Regions from separate parts of the Mus musculus genome. Here all the other regions are linked to region 3. The links are chromatin contacts, found by Hi-C or POLR2A ChIA-PET in ENCODE. All regions are on one chromosome and are shown on one strand. Each heading gives the region's core, a stretch centred on a gene start or an enhancer-like site at or near the end of the contact. The rest is flanking DNA. Distances are from core to core; before and after follow the strand shown.

Region 1 (3,370 bases), core at 680-3,179, 63 kb after region 3:
AAGCAGTGAGCAGCAGTAATTGATGCTGATCATCACATGAGTAAGAGAAGCTGTTAATTACACACACCAAAATATTACATAGTCATCAAAAAGGAACGAAGCTCTGATTCATCACCAATTGATGATCCTTGACAACAATCACACCTCAAAGGCCTCAGGTTGTAGGACCGCACTATGAAATACCCACAAAGACAAGCAGATCAGAGTTGCCAGGTGACAGAGAGGGAACAGGAAAAACTGCAAATGAGGACCAGGCTTTCCTTTGATAGAAATATTCTGGAACAGTCAGTGGTGTCGGTTGTGCAACATTGAGTACGTGTTGGATGTTGCGTTAAGAGTTGTTTATTGGAAAACCAGCGCGTGACGTGTGGGATATTCATCCAGTTGTTGAACTTTTAGCATCAGACATAATCAGCACTTCATCCTGTTTCCACAGTTCTTGCCCTGGTTCTGGGGATCCCCCCTATTAGCTGGACCGGGCAAGCCCACGCCCACTTGGTTTATGTAACCACGCCCACCACAAGCCTCAACAGACGCCCACTCCGTCCTGGTGCGAGCAGGCCTGGCACTTGACCCTCTGGAGAGCTGTGCCTAGACTCCACCCAAGGAACGCGGAAAAAAAGCATAAATATCAAGCTGAAAGGCCCAAGTTCAAGTGTTAAGGGTTCATGAGTAACACATGTAGCGGCGAGGTTAGGAGCTTGGAAAGATGGAACCGTCAGCTCTTATACTTATGAGCGGGTGGGGAATAGGCCACGTCGGTCAAGCGGTCAGGGATCTTAAGTCAGTTGGGTGGGAAACCCTTGAAAATTGGTTTTTGAAACGCGGCAGCGGCAACTCCTGAATAACTCAGCTTGCCCAGCGGCTGAGGCTTCTGGGGAGGGCCTCGGGAGCTTGGGGTCTGACTATGTAGCCCAGTGCATGAACTGAAGTAGGGCAGACCCTGCGACTGCGGGGGGCGTATCAGTTGGGCGTTTGGCGGGCAAGCGGTGGTCTGGGAAAATCAGCAAGCACGGGGTGGGGGAGTGGCCACGCCTGCTTCATGAATAATACAGCAAGTCGGTAGGCGGGCTTTACGGGAGTTTGGGGGCGTGGCCAAACGCGGAGCGCTTGGGGAGCAGTTCCTCGGTGACGCAGGGTTCCATGGGCGTTTGGGGGCGTGGCATAGGGCTGGTAGAGGAGGCGGGCTTCAACGCGTGTAGGCGTGGCTAAATATGTTTCTTTAAGGTGATTTTTTTTTCACTGGGGGCGGGGTGGGCTCGCTGCATATGAGTGACCATCTAGATCTGGCTGGCAACTGCGAACAAACGTGTTCGTCGTCGCGGCCTGGCAGTCTACCAACACGTCGGAGATCACGGCCAGTTTCTCATAAATAACACACTCACGCGACAGGTCGCGAGGCTGAGAGGGCTTTGCTGGGTTTGGGATGAGGATGGGTTTCCTGCAGTCTTGGGGTCGAGGCTGCCTTCGTCTCATGAATAATGCAGGAGGAGTCGTCAGGTAGGAGGAGCCTGTCTGTGAACTGGCGCACGCGCATGGGAGTTGTTTGCAAGGGAGGGAAGTTTCTTAGAGAGCTCTGAAGAGCTGTTTTAAGGCTATGACTGGCCTCGCGAGACCCTTAGGGAGTGGCCAGTTGCGCTGTGGTTAGTTTTTGAAGGCGGGTTTGGAGCGCGCGGGAAGGCGTGGCTAACCTCTCTTCTTGAATAATACAGCAAGACTCACAGTCTCCGGTCCCGAGAGCGGGCCTGTAAGTGCTTGGGGGCGTGGCCATCTGTGCGGGCCCGAGGCAAAATGTTCCTCAGCTCTGTCAAAGAAGGCACGCGCGCCCGGAGTGGGGCGTGGCTATGCTGGCCTCATGAATAATGCAGCACGTCGGCGGGCGGCGCGGCGGGGCGGGGCGGGTCAGGCCGGCGTGCGGGCGCAGTCGCTGAGGAGGGGGGCGGGGGAGTGATGGTTGCAAGATGGCGGCGCTGAAGGAGGCTAGGAGTTACGGGTTGTCGTGTGGGCGCGTGAGCGACGGCAGCAGGGTGTCGGTGTTCCACGTGAAGCTCACCGACAGTGCTTTGAAGGCTTTTGAAAGCTACCGGGCCCACCAGGTGAGCTTTGCGGCGTCCTGGCGGGTAGGCTGCGCCGTGGGGAGACACTTGCGGGGACCTGTGGGGGACAAGGCCGCGCGTCCACACCTGGCGATACCTTGACCAGCCCCAGTGACATCCTTCAGGTTGGCTCTACTCTTGTCTCTTTTTTTAAAAATAGGTCCTTTCTATGTAGCTCAGGTTGTCCCTGAACTGACGGCCATCCTCCTGCCTTAGGTTCTTAAGTGCTGGGATGACAGGTGTGTTTGGATCCACTCATAGAAGGGGTAGTTTGACAGAAACTTACTGCCTGGCCCCAGATCCTGCCACTCTTGTAACCCTGTTTCCCTGGATATTTTGGACAAGGCTGTTGTGTTTTTCTCACCGACGGAGGTGGTTGTGTTAGCCATGGGGGCTTCCTCCCCTGGGCACTCAGCAGGAGGCAACTGTAGCCACCACACTTGGTCTCTCCATTTTCCACTCTTCATCTGGGAGAAATTCCAGGCTTTTTGGTACTGCCTCCTGGCTTGGGAGTGGGGTTAGGGATCCTGGCTGTGTCCCTCTTTCCTGTGCCTCACTCTGGGTCACACCTTGATGCCCCACCCAAGCCACGGTATCACCCTGCATCCATCCACTGAGACAGAAGTTGCAGGACCCCAGGGGAAGTGGCTTGAGGGTTCATCTTACTAAAGTGACTGGGGTGTTGAGTCTGTGTCTGGGATGTGTGTTTGCCTGTGCTGGCTCGGGGGGTGTTGACGCGGTCGAGTGAACAGAGAGTAACTAGGAAAGAATGTGGTTTTCTTCCTGCCCAGGACATGTGCTGCACCATTGGCCAAGCCAGGAATTTATTCCCCATTCAGTGATCTGGGGAGCCTACCTCTTCCTGCATGTCTTCCCTTCACTTCTTTGAGCCACTTCCTGCCCGTGCCCGGGTTTTAGTTTTTTCCTTCCTAGAACAGGTTGAATCTCTTTGGAAAAAGTCCTTCTTCCCTTGTCAAAAGGGGCAGAAAGTGCCCCTGCAGGTGAGAAGGAAGAGGTGGTGAGGATTTGGGTGGCAGCCACTGAGTGACCAGCCCAGCCACTCTTCCTGGTTAGAATTCCAACCTGTAGTCTTTCCCCTTGGGCCATTCTGACTAGTCCTGGAGAACCAGGGCTTTTCTCAGAAACAGCTGGGCCAGAGCATGAGTCACTGCTGTCAGGTGAACTTGGTACCTGGTGGCAGTCGCTGGCCCTTGCTCTGCCACCCCTACAGCCTTCTCCAGCACCGCTGTCATACTGTTATTTTTAATTTTGCT
Region 2 (3,778 bases), core at 476-2,975, 33 kb after region 3:
GCACAAGTCAAACGAGGGCAAGAAACATGTCCAGTGGAGGCAGCCCCACAGACAGCACAGCAAGCATCCAGATGCGGACACACCGGCACCCCCAACCCCCAGTGCTCCACATTTCAGGCTCTCACACCCACACAGAGAACAGGCAAGCAGATGTGACAGCACACACCTTTAATCTGAGCACATGGGAAGCAACAGAATAGTCAGTGCTACACAGAGATGCACAGAACGTGTGTGTGAATATGACAGGGACTTGGAACATGGGATTAAGTAGATGACAGCATGGCTCCGATGGGTTTGAGGCTAACATGAGCTACCACGAGTTCCAAACAGCCTGGGTCTAAGTTGACACTTAGCCTCAAAGCAAACAACAAAAACAAAACCAAAGTAAAGGTTTGGTAAGTAGGGGCAGCCAGGTGAGTCTGGTGAGCTGGGCTCAATCCCTTCAGCCCACACAAGGCTAGAAAAGTGGTCTTCTGCCCTTTGCCTCAGAGCCATCACAAATAAATACCCACAGTAAATACGTAAGTCAACCATGCCAACGACCGCAATAGCAGTCGGACGCCAGCCCCCACCTACAATACCAGACAAGCAAAACAGCCCTTACCTTTCTGGATGTTGTAGTCGGACAGGGTGCGGCCATCCTCCAGCTGTTTGCCCGCGAATATCAGCCTCTGCTGGTCAGGTGGGATGCCTGTGCACGAGAGAAACCAGGTTGGCCACAACTCCTTCCTGCAGAAGCTGGTTAGACCCCATTCACTCAAGAGACGAGCAGACCAAGATCCTTAAGCGCTCCCACCCGTAGGAGAACGCCCTGAACAGCACAGCCCACCTTCCTTGTCTTGGATCTTGGCCTTGACATTCTCGATGGTGTCACTGGGCTCGACCTCAAGAGTGATGGTCTTGCCCGTCAGGGTCTTCACGAAGATCTGCATGTTGGCGTCTGCTACACATCAGAAGGAGACGCATGAGTAAAAGACAGAGGTCCGTCGGCTTCTACTAACCACCTAAGACTGCTTATTTCTTAGTTACCTTTACTACCAAAAAGCCAAATCCTGCTGCGGACTACGGCTCAGCAGTCCCACTCTGCCAGTCACCACCACCCGGTGGGTCGGGAAATCCTACCCAACAGCTTGCCACCCCAGCAAGAGTGCCTTCCAACTGAAGGATCGGACAGCAAAGGTTTCTTCTCAATAGGGCCGGCTGGACTCAACTATGCCCTGCTTCTCAGGTGCTGAGGTGAGAGCAGTTCACCGCCACGCACAGTTTAGCCTTTTTTTTTTTTTAAGACGAAGTTTAACCCAGGCAAACTTTCCAGCCTTGGGGGCCACAACCACCCCCCCCCAAGCACAGGCTGGCCCTGAACTCCCTCTGCAGCCAACACTGGACCCAAACGCGCATTGTATCTCAGGCTAGGCCCAGAACTCGCCCTGGAGCTCAGGTCAGTGCCCTTGGTCTTCCGCCCGCAGCGCCCGGGCTGCACTGCCGCGTGCCCGCCGCGCGCCCAGGTCCTGGCGGCCGAGTCCCACCGAACATGCACGACGCCGAAGCGGCGCCCGCGAACCCCTACAGTCGCCTCGCCGACCCCCGCCGCGTCCCCGCCCAGGCCCAGCCGCCAACAGCCCAGCCGCGACGCGGACGGCACCAACCCGCTCGGCCGCCTCGTTGAAGAGAAAGAGGACAGCGGAACCGGAAACCCCCTAGTCTCCTCTGAGAGCGCCTGCGCACTGAGCACGCTGCGCGTTTACGTCACAATCCGCGCCGCATGTCGTCCCGCCCCGGGCTTCGCCGGGCGCCATGTTGGGTCCTGGCGAGAATAGTCGTTCTGTCTGGAGCCGCTTCCGGGTGGAGCTTAACACATGAGTGATAGCAGCTCCTGCGGGAGCCTTCTCCGCTGCCTTCGCGGCGGGGACAGGTTTTTGTGTAATTGAGGCGTTGTGCTGTCACCGCAACAGGCGGACCGCGGTGAGTACTAGGCTAGCCCGCGCTACCTACCAGTCGGCTGGGGTTCAGAGTAAGCCGCTTTCTCCAAAGCCAATGAGAAGACTCAGCGGGTAAAGGCACGTTACCATCACCATCACGGTGGAGGGAGAGGACCGACCCGAGTTGTTCGCCAGCTTTAACCGGCGCGCACAGGCAATAGAAATGAATCCTAGGCCGAGCATGGTGGCGCACGCCTTTAATCCCAGCACTCGGGAGGCAGAGGCAGGCGGATTTCTGAGTTCGAGGCCAGCCTGGTCTACACAGTGAGTGCCAGGACAGCCAGGGCTACACAGAGAAACCCTGTCTCGAAAAACCAAAAAACAAAACAAAACAGAGTAAGCCGCTTTCTCCAAAGCCAATGAGAAGACTCAGCGGGTAAAGGCACGTTACCATCATGGTGGAGGGAGAGGACCGACCCGAGTTGTTCGCCAGCTTTAACCGGCGCGCACAGGCAATAGAAATGAATCCTAGGCCGGGCGTGGTGGCGCACGTCTTTAATCCCAGCACTTGGGAGGCAGAGGCAGGTGAATTTCTGAGATCGAGGCCAGCCTGGTCTACAGAGTGAGTTCCAGGACAGCCAGGGCTACACAGAGAAACCCTGTCTCGAAAAACAAAAAAAAAACAAACAAACAAAAAAAAAGAAATGAATCCTAGCAGTTGGGGGACAGAGGCCCCGGATTTCTGGAAGTTCAAGGCCACTGTGGTCCACAAAGTGGAGCATCCGCAGTGAGCTCCTGTTTCAGACAAGCAGTACAATCACGAGACCTTGCAGAGCTAACTTTCCTATGAGCTTGGCTGTGTGGCTCTTCGTTTCTTAACTATTTCCCAGTGCACCAGGCAAAAAGCAGATGTGGAGGTAACTGGGAAAATGACTTTTTTTTTTTTAATTGAAAGTAGGCTCTTTTTCCCCATATAGTATAGACTTATCAGGATTTCCTTCAAGACGACGCCCCAGATTCTCCCCAGGTCCCTACCCACTCAAAGCCACACATTTTTTCTTTTTTAATTAGAAAAGAAACAGGCAAATAAAACAAAACCAGAATAGGATGAGAAACACAGGCATAAGCTCACACATTTGTAAAACAAAGTTGGAAACCATAACATGCAACCAAAAGGTCCAAACAGCATGAGGCAAACACCTCCAAAACTACTGTTGAGTTCATTTTGTGGCCTGCCCTTAAAGTGTGCTTGGTATATCCAGTAAGACTCTGTTGGAGAAGATAATTTTCCATTTGTGAATGGCTGTCAATTGGAGATAGCTTCTGAATTAGGGTTGAGTTGTCTTCCCCTCTTAGCACTGTGGCCCTTTTCTGGCTTAGACCCCCACGGGTCCTGTGCATGCCACCAGTCTTGAGTTCATACCTGTTAGCCATGCTGGGTTTAGAGGTCCTGTTATTTGGTGTTCTCTATCCCTACTCCAAGGTTTCACCCTGCACACTGTCCAGTTGTGGGTCTGTCTTTATTCCCATCTACTTCTCTAATGCTGGCCGAGCAAGGCCCTGGTCTGCTTCCCCACCTATTACCAGGTAGAAAATACCTCCAAGAAGACACTTTTAATGACTCAGAAAGTACATACATGTTTATCGTGGTGGTTTTGTTTGTTTGTTTTTTTCAAGACAGGGTTTCTCTGTGTAGTCCTGGCACTCAGTTTGTAGACCAAGCTGGCCAGAAATCCGCCTGCCTCTGCCTCCCGAGTGCTGGGATTAAAGGCGTGCTCCACCACCGCCTGGCATGTGCCTGGCATGTTTATCGTGTTTTAGGTGTACCACATGAATGCTGTGCTCATAGAGACCAGAAG
Region 3 (3,900 bases), core at 1,266-3,765:
CATGGCATATACTCACAGGCACACAGAGCACCCATGAATATATGGCATATACTCACAGACACACCGATACTCACAAATACATTTTTAAAATAAATGTTTAAGACAGGTGTGCTGGCACACACCTTTAGCACCAGCACTCTGGAAGTAGAGGCTCTGTGAGCTCGAGGTCAATCATGTCTACAAAGTGAGTTCTAGGACAGCCAAGGCTATCCAGAGAAACCCCGTCTTGAAATATAAACAAATAAAAAATACATCTTTAAAAAATTTACCCTAGGGGCTGGAGAGATGGCTCAGCAGTTAAGAGCAGACTGCTCTTTCCAGAGGTCCTGAGTCCAAACCCCAGCAACCACATGGTGGCTCACAACCATCCATAATGAGATCTGACACCCTCTTCTGGTGTGTCTGAAGACAGTTACAGTGTACTTAGATATAATAATAAATAAATCTTTTTAAAAAAATTTACCCTAGGGATCTGGTCAGCTGACCCCCCTTTTTTTCTGTTTTTGTTTTTTTTCTTTTTTTGGGGGGGGGGGGCGTTTCAAGACAGGGTTTCTCTGTATAGTCCTGGTTGTCCTGGAACTCACTTTGTAGACCAGGCTAGCCTCAAACACAGAAATCTGCCTGCCTCTGCCTCCCAAGTGCTGGGATTAAAGGCATGTGCCACTACTGGCCTGCCAGCCGTCCCCTTTTATCTGGCTCCTAGGCCCTGCCCACTCATTCCCCAATGACTCCATGATCTACCCCTGTTACAGACCTTCAGTCCTGGGCCACCACTCTGTCATGCCCCAGTGTGCTGCCACTCACTCTTCTGTGGCCAGAGCGCCCAGTTTCTGCAGTTGCCGATGGCCTGTATGGAGTCCCTGGTTTGCTCTGACCTCACTCTGAAGCTTCCAGCTGCTCTGGTAACAGGCAGGGCCAATGCCTCCTCTAGGTGGTAGCAGGGTTTCCCTAATCAGCATCTTCCCTCCAGTCCTAATGCTCAACTCAGATCCACAGGCCACCAGATCTTTCCCTGCCCTCCGGCCTGCCTGAGGGCCAACTTTGTTCGTTATCATTAGGCCCAGTGCCCTTGGCTTCGGTTTATTCCCAAACCATTTACAGACTGAATTTCCTCCTTGATCTCACAAGGGTGGTGGCTGTCTCAGGGCAGGGGTTCCTGGCTCTGGGTTAATGTGAAAATGGAGGGTGTGAGTGCTCCCTAAGAGAGTTCCCTAAGACCGGTAGGTGCTCTTCCCCTGAGACTCCAGATCAATTCACAAAAATGTATTGCAACAGAAAGTTTTTGAGTTCAAGGTTGGCCTATGCTATACAAATCAGTCACTATCTTAAAAATAGGATGGGTAGAGGGCAGGCATATGACCCAGTAGTAGAGTCCTCACCTAGCATGCACCACAGGAATAGAGATGCATGCCTGTCATCTTGATCATTCGGGTTGAGGAAAGATAACCAGCAGTTTGATGTTATCCTCAGCTATATGGCATCTGTGAGACCAGCTATAAGATTCCTTGTCTTGAAAAACCAAAATAAAACAAATATTTAAAAATACTTGCCATCTTTATGCAAATTCCCAAGTTCAAGGAACCCACCTTCAGAGTTGACCAGGAAAAAGGGTGACCTCATTTAACTAAAAGGGGTGAACGTGGACCCAATATCTGAGGGCAAGACCTCCAATTCAAACGTTTAGAGTGAGGGGAGGGGTATTTAAACCCTATGAAGGGTGGAAGGAAGGGGGTCTTAAAGAAAGACCCTATACTCTTGAGTATCTTCTCTCACAGTGCTCAAACTCCACAAATACATCCCGACCTCTCACAGTCCCTGAGACTCCCTGGCCATCATGATGGATCTGCTGGGGCCCCCAAGGTTGCCTCAGTGTCCCCTCACGGCATGCCCAAGTCCCTTGTTCACCTATCAAGCCCCTAGACAATTTTCTGACAAATAGAACCTGTTGAGGTCTCCCAGTGGCCTCAGTGTCTCCCAGACATGTCCAGGCCCCTAGGTGACTGGCCTCAGTGTCTCCCCAGACATGTCCAGGCCCCTAGGTGACTGGCCTCAGTGTCTTCCTCAGACATGTCCAGGCTCCTAGGTGACTGGCCTCAGTGTTCCCCTCCAGACATGCCTAGGCCTCTTGTTCCCTGCCATCAGGACCTGTGGAGGTAACCAGGTGGTCTCAGTGCTCCCTTCACGAACGCCTCGGCTCCCTCCCGGGCCCCAGGGTCCTTGTGGAGCTTCCCACGTCACCTTCCCCGAACCCCTTCAGCCCCGGGCTCGCAGCTCCCAGGAAGCCGGGCCTCAGCCTGCCCTCAGGCCTACGCCATAGCTCAGGACCTTAACGACAGGGACTCGGAACGTCCACGCCCCCGGCGGCCCCGGGTCGGCCCCGCCCGAGCCAAGTGGTGCATGCCAACAGAGGCGTAGGACTCACCTGCTCGGGCGCTCGGGGCTCTGACTAGAGCCGCTGCTGCCACCGGACTCCGCCATCTTCCGCCGCGCGCCCGAGCGATGGGGCGGCGCGCTGATCGGGAGATCGGGGCCCGGGGCAGCGGGCGGAGCCGCTGAGAAGGAGGGAGGGACTCGAGTGGTGGGCGGAGCTTGGGATCAGGGGCGGGGCCTGAGGAGAGCAGGTCGGAGAAGAACATCGAGTAAGGCCAAAGAAAGTGAGGGGGAGGAGCCTGAAAGACCAGGGGCCAAAGAGGTAGGCGGGGATTGGGGCGGAGCCTTGAAGAGAAGTGGCGCTTAAAACCCTGGAGGCGTGCAATAAGAATTATAAGCATGGCCTAAGAGCGGACCTAAGGAAGATAGTACCTGAAGTGGGGGTAAGGGTTGAAGACGTCATGGCCCTCAGAAGGGAGGGGTCTGAGAAAGGTGATTCAAGCAGGACATGACCTAAAGAGGGGCGGGGCCTATGTAAAGGAGGGAAGAGACCTGTGGAAGAAAAGTTCTGTGGGAGAAAAGGTTGGCTCCAAGGTATGGTAGGGCCTGAGTTTGGAGAGGGGCGAGTCTTGGCTGTGGAGAGAGTGGCTGGAAGGCCTATGCGGGAAATGGAACCATGTTACTTCCCAACATAACCAGGAAGGGGAAGGCGGCCTGAGGGTCATTCTTGGTGTTAGATATATGCTGGACCAGAAGAAAAGTGGAGGAAGACTGGAGCCGCCCCTAGAGGAGGGAAGGAGCCCAGGATGATGATGGGAAGTGTCTAGCCCGAGAGGGGCGTGGTTAGCGGAGGGGTGAGGCAAAGGGTAGGTTGGGAGGGTCTTTTAATTAAGAGCAGAACTGCTGGGAACATATGCCTGGGATGGGAAGAGGGCCGAATCCACGTTCGGGAGGTGCCTGGGCGGGGCCAGGGCTGGGAGAAGGATCGGGACTTGGGCGGGGCTCATCATAATGAGGGGGCGGGTCTGGACTGCAAGAATGGGAGGGTTGGGGAAGAGCCTTGGTAGGAGATGTGGAACCTAAGTTGTGAAGGTCGTGCCATGAAGGGCGGGGCAAACAAGGTGTGGGCTAGGCGGCGCACAGATGTGGGCGTGGCTTATCTTTGGCAGAAGCGGGATGGCTCAGATGGCATGTTCTGATGAGTGAGGGAACAAAAGTCCCTGAGTGCACAGACCCTCTTCACTAGCATCCTGCCCCGAGCCATATCCCTTTCCCAGCCTGAACCCAACCCAACCCTCTGACTTCCAACCCTTTGCTTCAGCGTTTTCAGCATATAGTAAGCTCAGAACCTCCTACCTCAGGGCCCAATGCCACTCTCAAATCCCCATCCCTTCTGTATCTGCCCTCATACTCTAGCTCCCATTCCCGAAATCCCTGCCCACAGAGACACAAGCCAGCCTCCACACCCTCTACCTCAAGCACGCTATAGACTTGCAACCCTCAGCAATGGTTCAAAGGCCCATGTCTGTG
Region 4 (3,464 bases), core at 793-3,292, 37 kb before region 3:
AGCCGTAAGCATAGGGAGGGGATGTGGCTAGGCTGCCTGAGGGGCCAATCTCCTCTAGGGCAATGAAACAGTTCTGGAAGAGGGTGGTATAGGTTATATGATTCAAAGAAGCTGGTGAGCGCCACTGGTCACACACACAGACCTTCCTTCTCAACTACATTCCAATCAGGCTGTTCCATCCTTGCAGAACCTCTAAGGGCTCAGGAAGTGCAGGCAGGAGCATCCAAAGGCATCCTCAGCTCCTCAGTGAGATCAAGGCTCATCTGTGCTACACGAGGCCTTGCCTCAGTCACCTCCTCCACATCATTCACTCTCAATCCCAGGAAGAAACCAGATGTCCATCAAAACGTCAACTATGAAACTCTTTGTTCTGGTTACACTGCAAACATTTGACACCAACTGTATGCAGACACCTACTATGTGCTAGAAACAAGAAGCAAACTCAACTGCCCTGTAAGTAACACAGGGATGGTAACACTTTTTGTTTGTTTTGGTTTGGCTTTTGGAGACAGGATTTCTCTGTGTAGCTCCTGCTGCCCTGGAACTCACTCTGTAGACCAGGCTGGCCTTGGACTCAGAGATCATCCTGCCTCTGCCTCCCGAGTGCTGGGATTAGTTGTGCACCACCATCTCCACCCGGCAGATGATACACTGTTTATTTGTTCATTCATTGCCCTTTCTCAATGCCTTTCTCAATACACTGAGGGAGAACATGCCCCCCTTCACCCCCCTCCCCCGCCCCGAGGGCTTTGGGGACAGAGTCTGATTGAAAGTGAGAAAACCACCACATTCAATCACTCACTTTCGCCTACGATGCCACAATCTTGGAGAAACAAGCAACTGACTATAAGATTACCTGACCCAAAGGTGCCCACTGATGAATCCAAGCCTCATGTAAGTACCCCTGGCAGGTCACATGGGACTCAGAACCCAGGTCTGAGGGTGTGCAGAACATGCCACACACCAGCATCACCTCCTTCACCCTTGAGGAAAGTCTGATGACACACACTTGACATGGAAGGATAAGGCTCCGCATCCACTCCACTTGGCCAAGAACCTAGCAAGGCCAGCTATGCCTGTCAAATGGCCCAGCCACCCAGTCTGTTGGCAGCTGTTCCCTGTCATGCATGGGAACCAAGCAGCCACCTCTATGCTGACTCCAAACATGGAGGAGGGATATCCTCAGCTATCCAGGAGGGATAACATCTCCTTCACGGCAGAAGTAGGAGTACCAAGGAAGGCACAGGTGACAATGATACAGTATCACCTCCTCCTCAGGTGCCAATGGAGTGACAACTGTGCCCTCAAATAACGATGAAAGGACCCCTTTCCTTTAGGTAACAATGAAGGGTGACAACCGTCCACTCAGGTAGCATTAATGGAGACCTGTCCACTCAAGTAGCATAAAGGGTGACAACTATCCCCTCAAGGTAGCAACAATGGGGCCACTTATCCACACAGATAACACTAAGGGAACAACTCTCCCTGAAGGTAGCAAAGATGGTGGCACCTATCCCACCAGGTAGCAATGAAGGGTGACACCTGCCCCACCAGGTAGCAATGAAGGGTGACACCTGCCCCCTCAGGTAGCAATGATGGAGTCGTAGGTCCTACGAGGTAGCAATGATGCAGTCCCTGTACCATCAGGTAGCAATCAGGGGGGTGACACGTGTCCATTCTGATAGCTATGATGATGGCACATGTCCCCTCAGACAACAATAATAGATGACACCAGTCCACTCAGGTAGCTGCGATGGGACCACCTGTCAAGTCCAAAGAGCAATCTCGCGAGCAGCCGCTCAGCGCTGTGGCGGCGTGGGGACACCTGCGGCGGCCGCAGCCCCGCCCCCGCGTCTCTTCCTCCTCCCCTCCCTCCTCCCCTCCCCTCCCCCGCGCTCTCACCCGCGCGGCCCGCGTCAGGCTCAGGTCCTTCATGACCTCCTCGAAGGCCGCCGTCTCCTCCGCCTGCTTCTGGTTGTGCAGTGCGATCTTCTCGCTAAATTTCCGCGGATTGTTCGAAGTCGCCATCTTCTCGCCGCCTCCTCCTACTCCTACTCCTCCTCCACCTCCTGGCCCCCCCCACTCTCGGGAGCCACCGCGCAGGCGCCGGCCGGGCCCACGGCCGGAGAGAACGCGCAGGCGCAAGCACGGCCCAGAGCGTGGCGCCGGCGCGCGGGAGAGGCGTGTGGCGTTGGGGTGAACACGCCTGCGCGTGCCTGGGCAACGCGTCGGGAGCCTGGGAGGGGCGTGCCTACGCAGGCGCACTGCAGTGCGCGTGGTTCGCTGGACAGCGGTCCGGGTCCTGTCCCATCAGCGAGGGACTTGAGTGGCAGAGGACACGGCAGAACTGATGCCTGCATTCACTGGACTCCAGCATTCGCTGAGGACTTGTTGGCGCGCCTGCTGTATTCCAGGGCACAGGCATGAACAGAGTGGGCCCTGGGCTACACAGCCGGGGAAGGGAGCAGACTTCCTACCAGGAATTGAGCAGGGGTCCCAAAGTACAGTTCCTGGGCAGAGCCTGACTTGGCACACAGAAGCCGGGGTTCGGTCCCCAGCAATACACACACACACACACACACACACACACACACACACACACACACACACCACACTTATAATAAAGTTTCAAATGGGAGAAATGTGCTGCGCCTTCTAAGAAAAAAGACAGTACTGGCCATGATGGTACGACCAGCTGGAGCCAAGGGGATGGGGAATTCAAGCCACCCTTACCTGTAGAGTGAGTTCAAACCAGCCTGTGACACAGGACACGGAGAAAAAAAGACAAATGGGGGGGGGCTCTCTGGAAAGATGGAAAGATTGCTCAGAGACTAAGGGCACCTGCTGTCCTCGAGAAAGACCTGACTTTGTGATCCCATGGAATAGCTCATATGCCCTTGCAACTAAGGTTCTAGAAATCCAACGCCCTCTTCTGGCCTTGGCAAGAAGTTAAATATACACATAGCATGTGCACACACACACACACACACACACACACACACACACAGAGATACATAGATAAATGTTTTAAATTTAAAAATATTGCCAGGCAGTGGTGGCACACACCTTTAATCCCAGTATTCAGGAGGCAGAGGCAGGCAGACTTCTGAGTTCCAGGCCAGCCTAGTCTACAGAGTGAGTTCCAGGACAGCCAGGACTACAGAGAAACCCTGTCTTGAAAAAAAAGAAAGAAAGAAAAATTAGAGAGCTAAGGTCAGGCATAGTGGCACGTGCCTTTAATCCCAGCAGAGGCAGGCAGTTCTCTTTGAGTTCAAGGCCAGCCTGGTCTACAAAGCGATTACCCAGTCAGGGCTACACAGAGAAACCCTGCCTCAGAAAAAAAAAAAAGAAAAGAAAAGCAAGCAATAAATAAATAAAAACAAATAGAGCTAGAGAGAAGGCTCCGTTATGCTAGCATTTGCTGTACAGGCACACACATTAAAGTTTGGCGTGGCCATTGAGTG

What was found. A loop is a pair of places that touch in the nucleus more often than their neighbours do. ChIA-PET counts read pairs that join two places held with the same protein, here RNA polymerase II (POLR2A).
Region 1: POLR2A ChIA-PET joins it to region 3 with 17 read pairs in embryonic stem cell. The contact joins the promoter of Ell here to the promoter of Klhl26 in region 3. POLR2A ChIA-PET finds 5 or more read pairs at or near these places in 4 of 5 experiments (Patski and embryonic stem cell).
Region 2: POLR2A ChIA-PET joins it to region 3 with 13 read pairs in Patski. The contact joins the promoter of Uba52 here to the promoter of Klhl26 in region 3. A Hi-C loop is called at or near these places in 2 of 37 maps with a recorded cell type or tissue (both heart). POLR2A ChIA-PET finds 5 or more read pairs at or near these places in 4 of 5 experiments (Patski and embryonic stem cell).
Region 4: a map of heart shows a loop between it and region 3 (2.7-fold over the local background). The contact joins the promoter of Crtc1 here to the promoter of Klhl26 in region 3. A Hi-C loop is called at or near these places in 4 of 37 maps with a recorded cell type or tissue (T-helper 17 cell, heart and left cerebral cortex). POLR2A ChIA-PET finds 5 or more read pairs at or near these places in 4 of 5 experiments (Patski and embryonic stem cell).

The regions. Positions count from the first base shown.
Region 1 is chr8:70,537,746-70,541,115 of GRCm38, forward strand. Ell (elongation factor RNA polymerase II) reads left to right here and starts at 1,930. Exons shown (of 12, transcript NM_007924.2): 1 at 1,930-2,096. The coding sequence starts at 1,962. Gm51534 (a long non-coding RNA gene) reads right to left here and starts at 1,784. Exons shown (of 2, transcript XR_003947400.1): 1 at 1,723-1,784.
Region 2 is chr8:70,508,692-70,512,469 of GRCm38, forward strand. Uba52 (ubiquitin A-52 residue ribosomal protein fusion product 1) reads right to left here and starts at 1,726. Exons shown (of 4, transcript NM_019883.4): 1 at 1,647-1,726; 2 at 830-943; 3 at 605-691. The coding sequence starts at 932. It overlaps 4930522P08Rik (RIKEN cDNA 4930522P08 gene), which reads left to right and starts at 1,795. Exons shown (of 2, transcript NR_151735.1): 1 at 1,795-1,962; 2 at 3,741-3,778.
Region 3 is chr8:70,474,428-70,478,327 of GRCm38, forward strand. It overlaps Klhl26 (kelch-like 26), which reads right to left and starts at 2,516. Exons shown (of 3, transcript NM_178771.3): 1 at 2,423-2,516. The coding sequence starts at 2,478.
Region 4 is chr8:70,437,531-70,440,994 of GRCm38, forward strand. It overlaps Crtc1 (CREB regulated transcription coactivator 1), which reads right to left and starts at 2,043. Exons shown (of 14, transcript NM_001004062.2): 1 at 1,903-2,043. The coding sequence starts at 2,028.